2 separate regions of the Homo sapiens genome follow, and region 1 is linked to region 2. Evidence: chromatin contacts called from ENCODE Hi-C or POLR2A ChIA-PET data. All regions are on one chromosome and are shown on one strand. The core of a region is the stretch at or near the end of the contact, and the rest is flanking DNA. Distances in the headings are between cores, read along the strand shown.

Evidence for each region. A loop is a pair of places that touch in the nucleus more often than their neighbours do. ChIA-PET counts read pairs that join two places held with the same protein, here RNA polymerase II (POLR2A). Pooled maps may share reads with other maps.
Region 1: a map of ascending aorta shows a loop between it and region 2 (2.9-fold over the local background). The contact joins two enhancer-like sites. A Hi-C loop is called at or near these places in 1 of 168 maps with a recorded cell type or tissue (ascending aorta) and 3 of 50 pooled maps. POLR2A ChIA-PET finds 5 or more read pairs at or near these places in 2 of 52 experiments (OCI-LY7 and activated naive CD4-positive, alpha-beta T cell).

The regions. Positions count from the first base shown.
Region 1 is chr12:15,208,580-15,211,281 of GRCh38, reverse strand. All of the region lies in intron 2 of RERG (RAS like estrogen regulated growth inhibitor), which reads left to right. Among named protein-coding and RNA genes, the nearest start is that of RERG, 11 kb to the left of the region's middle. Within about 2 kb of position 1,395, at least 3 of the 41 ENCODE cell types and tissues checked have a DNase peak (open chromatin) inside an H3K27ac peak, as active enhancers do.
Region 2 is chr12:14,953,026-14,955,725 of GRCh38, reverse strand. All of the region lies in intron 1 of ARHGDIB (Rho GDP dissociation inhibitor beta), which reads left to right. Among named protein-coding and RNA genes, the nearest start is that of ARHGDIB, 7.2 kb to the left of the region's middle. Within about 2 kb of position 1,330, at least 7 of the 41 ENCODE cell types and tissues checked have a DNase peak (open chromatin) inside an H3K27ac peak, as active enhancers do.

The DNA of each region.
Region 1 (2,702 bases), core at 146-2,645, 260 kb before region 2:
AAATGACATTCTAAAATCCATTTATCCATTGATGGGCATTAAGTTGTTTTCATGTCTTGGCTATTGTGAAAAATTCTGCAGTGAACATGGGAGTGTGGACATAAGATTATATAATCTTTGTGGTAAATTTGCTAAAAACATTAATCAAGGTAAGAAGAGGGGCAGATTATGCTTCCCTCTGCCCATGTGGATGCAGAGCTTGCATGGCCCCTTAACACATGTGTGTATGTAAAGAAGCTTTTCCTAGTTGGTTTATGAAATTGAAGGACTACCAGAAATCCTATTGATTTCTTGTGTAGTTGGTGGTTAGAGGAATAATTGTTTTTTAAATAATTGGACCAAAGGGAGGGAGGTGGTTTTGAGACAAATTTGGGTGTAGTTAGAAAAAAGGAGCCTTTTTGTTGTCCTAAAATATAGTGCTCTGGTTACCTGTGGCTTTACAGGGTTTGTATCTTCCTTTACCTGCAAAGACAGAAAAGCAAAAGGAGGCAAACAGCCTAGATGAGTCCATTGTAATTTGTTTTTTCTACCCCAAGACCAATTAAACCATGTTTTCAAATTGCAGGTATATGCCTACGTATATGTATAAAAGGCAGACCTCTGTGCAATTTTTAAGTCATCACTGACCTTTCTTGTATGCCCAGGAAGAAAAAAGAGAAATGGTGCTTAAGAGGGCATAGGAAAATAAAAGTAAACAAAAATCTAGAAAAAAAAATGAAAGTGAATTGTTACTGGTAGGTGGCTAAGTACTTTGCAGGTTGACAATGATCATTTCTTAGTTAAGGCTTTTCTCTTAAGAAAAATATGATTGGGGGGGAAACAATACTGGAAAACAAAACAAAACAAAATTAAGAATTATTTCTCAAAGCCAAAAGGACATATCTCTGTTCTTGCTTTTTTATTGGAATATATTATTAAAATTCAATTGTCCTTTATTTTAAACTAATGGCTAATTTATTCATTGCAATGTTTCTGTAGTTAAATACCAGCTATCTATTAATTCCATTTTGATCTTGACTTGTTTTCTTGGCAACTTGAAAAGACTAACTTTAAGTGGAGGGAAGAACATTTTAAATCATCCTTGTAATTCCCCTTTTTATTCCTGGTATTTCTCCAACTTATGGGTTTGGGGAAATCAGCCAGATTTTCAAGGTGGTACTGGCCTTGAAGCCAAAATTCCAGTGCAAATGCATGTCTGTTGCTACAGCTGCTTTTGAAAATTGATGTGGTTTCAGAAAAACACATAATTTCTTCCATCCCATGAAAAATGAGTTGCTATATTGTAAAGGCAGGGCAGTCTGAAATAGATAATTTCAGCATGAATAAACAAATATGTAAAGCTTATCCATACATATGAGAGATACATGTGAGAGAGAGATCCTTAGCGAGATCACCCAGCTTGTTGGTGCTAGAGCCAAGTCTAGCATTCCAGTCTATGACTCAATGCAAGGCTTTTGCAACTTTGCTATCAAAGGTTTTCATTTTGTATCATTCAGTTATTTTCCACATCTTCTCAGATATTTTATATTAGAAAATGAAATGACCATTAGAATTTTATCATACAAACTTTGTAAAACCTGATGGATTTTGTTTTTATAAGAAATTCACAGTAACCAATAAATAACCAATGCATGGCAAAGCCCTCTGGGAGTACCAGGTGTGTTATCAACCAAAATAGCCAAAATTCTCAGCAACTTTTATATAAAAGAGCGTTCTCCTGTAATGCAGTATTCTATTTCTTATAGCCTCGGATCAAGTGTTAAAAAAAAAAACTGATGAATCATCTTTTGCTAAAGAATATGTTTCTCATTGTTATATAAATAGCCTACATTACACTGTGTCCTGTCCTTATGATCTAATAATGAAGACGCACACAATTGACTGTAGGATTAGAACCTTATTTTAATTTCATCCTTATCTCCTTTTATTCATCTGCCCAATGATGGATTCAATTGTTCTTTTTTCAATTTTTACAGAATGCAGGTAGGACAAAATGAAATTATGGCACTGAAGGTACTTTGAAAAATTACAAGTCTGATACAAATGTCGGCTTAATAGTAAGGTTCTGTTATTATTGATCTTCATCCATTTTTTCCCCTTATGTTCCTTAACATTTGTCTTTGGAGAAGCAGCATGGTGAATTCTCTGGCTGTCCGCTACTGAAGGCCAGATGAATACACTCAGTCCAGCAGTTGGCTGTTTGTGTTCCTCCATGGACTGCCTAGCAGGGAGGAATGTGACAGCATATCCGGAGGTTGTAGTTTCAATGCCTTAGGAATTTTTGGTTTCAAATATGTCACATGAAGAGACATTGAGTTGATTTTTTTTTTTTTAAGTATCAGTATGTAAAGTGGGCAGTCAAAAAGGAGAGGAGGGTTTAGGACAATAACTTAGACTTACGCCTTATCAGAGAAGGACACATGGTGTGTTTATATAATGTTTTAATAATCAAATCTTATCGTTATAAAAATTAAAGCTTTAAAACCTTCTAATATTTTTGCCAGATTTCTCAATTAACATGTATGTACATGTATGTATATATGTGTGTATTTATATATTTCCCTACAATCTTAAAATATATTTTTATTCATTCATTCAGTTGTTCATTCAACAAGTATCTGTTGAGCACCAATTTTGAGTTCTAGAAGAGCTGATCTGGTATCCCTGCATATCGTACAGGATCCATGTACCTTCCAAAAAGG
Region 2 (2,700 bases), core at 81-2,580:
ATTTGAGAAATCATTGTCAAACTGTATATGCCATTTATGGCTGGGGCTTCGGGAGAAACTGAGGTTACCCAGAAATAACGTTAAAAATGCAGTACAATGCTTAATAATATTGTATTGTACTTGAGTTTTGCTGAAGAGTAGATTTTAGGTGCTCTTGCCACACACAAAAAAAAGTGGGTGAGATGATGGATATGTTAATTTGCTTGACTATAGTAACCTTTTCACTATCTATGTATCCCAGACATATTTTACATCTTAAATATATACAATAAATACTTTTTAAGAAATTGATTCATAGGAGGTATTTATGTATTCCCGATATCAATCTCTTGTTAATACATGCATTGCGAATGTCTCATTTTTAGAATCCAGACCATTACTCTTTTCACTGTCTATAGGGTGATATTAGGAAAGGAATTTTAAATGCTTGTGTAATTGAAATATTTAATATTTTCTTCTATGTCTTAGTTTTTGCACTTGTAAAATGTAATTGTGCCTACCTCACAACATTGCGATGACTGAATGAAATAATGCATGCCAAGCACTTATCCCGTACTAACTGAGTTTTTGGCTCACAAGTGTTCAGTAACAATTTGCTATTACTATTATGGTACCCTTTATTATGCAAAGACCTGTTCAGTGAAAGAAAAATAATTTTATGTCTGGGAGAAAAATAAGTAAAATAAAATAAAATAAAATATGCAGCATCTGTTGGGGATTCACATACATTTTATTTTTTAATTTTTAAATTTCCTTTTAAAGATGAATTTTATTGCATATATTTAAGGTATACAACATAATGTTTAGGGACACACATCGATAGTAAAAATGTTAGTGAAGCAAATCAACATATCCATCATCTCACGTAGTTACCCTTTTTTTGTTTCTGTGCCAAGAGCAGCTAATGTCTACTCACTTAGCATGGGGATTCACATACATTTTAAATAACAAAACACAGACAGATATTCTCTCATATTCACAGGTGAAATAAGGTAACTGAATGGTAACTTAGCTGACCCATGACTGCAGGTCAGGAGAAATATGCGGAGGCCTTAGAAAAGTAATCATCTAAAGATGATGTGCTCTAATCCCTCATCCCCCAAGATGAGGAAACTCAGATCCGCAGTGGTTGCAACATTCAGTTAACAGGGGAAAAGCTAGTTAGTAGGAAAGCCAGAACCCAAACCCAGGCATGCATAACAAGGCCTAGTTCAATGAAGAGAGCATTATCCAAAATCAAACGGAATGACCACGGAATTCTCCTAAGGGTCTACTTCCTGCACCCATGTGCACCTGGGCTTCTCTGCCAGGCTTTGTGGTCATGCGCCCTCAGACACAGGTGTCACCTGATATCTTCTGCTTCAATATATTCAACACTTTGAGCAGGTGGACATGACTCTCAGCTTGAGACTAAGTTGTGTCAATGATCTGGTGGAGCTCCAGGAAAAAGCAAGCTTCTGCCCAGGCACCTGTAATCCCAGCACTTTGGGAGGCCAAGGCGGGTGGATCTCTTGAGCTCAGGTGTTCAAGACCAGCCTGGGCAAAATGGGGAAACCCTATCTCAACCATAACTACAAAAAATTAGCCAGGCAGGTGGCATGTGCCCGTAGTCCCAGCTACTCAGAAGGCTGAGGCAAGACAATTGCTTGAGTCCAGGAGGCAGAGGTTGTAGTGAGCCAAGATAGAGCCACTGTACTCCAGCCTGGGTGACAGAGTAAAACTATGCCTCAAAAAAAGAAGGAAAGAAGAAAGGAAGGAAGGAAGGAAGGAAAGAAGAAAGGAAGGAAGGAAGGAAGGAAAGAAGGGAGAGAGAGAGAGAAAGAAAGAAGGGAGAGAGAGAGACAAAGAAAGAAAGGGAGAAAGAGAGAAAGAGAGAGAAAGAGAAAGAGAGAGAGAGAGAGAGAGAGCAAGCAAAAGCAAAAAAGCAACCTTCCTCTGTAACACTCCACTCTCTGCTTCATGCTTCCATAGTTTTGAGGTTATGTTCCTAATCTGGAGATCTTGAACCCAAATAAGTCTATAAAGGACTTCAGGGGTCCACAAACCCCTGGATCATATGCACAATGTCATGGGTTTATCTGTTTTTTTTTTCCTTGAGATAATTACCATAATGTTTATCAGATTTTTAAAAAAGAGACCTGTAATCTCCAAAAAAAATAAGAAATCAACCAAACCAGGTGGGCCCTTTTGGTATAGTTAGATTGCCCAACTTCCAGCCTCTTCTCTACTCTGAAGAGTAATTTAAACATCAGTATGGCTGAAGTACAGTGTCTTGTAAACAGTGGGTGCTCACCAAATAATCATGACCCTAATTTTACTTTAAAAGGCTTTCTCTGAGAACTGCTCTTCCAGTCCTTTATTTGTTGTATTATTACTCTTTCTAATCAGCTTTCTAGAATGAGCTAGTTTGGGATCACCTGGTCTCATATCTCTTTTTCTTATGCTATAATTAAACCAAATGATTTTAATGTGGCCCTGAATTTCCCCCTTTTGACTGCAACAAAATTTTGTACAGAAATCCCACAGTATCCTCCACTCTTTAATGTCTAGGTAAATTTGTGTCTCTTTTTATGAAACAATTGTTATATCTGTTTGCAATGAATCGAGAAAATGTAGAACATAAGCCTCAGATTTACTGATGAGAAGATCAAGACCTATATGTTAGATAAATGGACATGCCAATGGTCATACTGTTAGAAG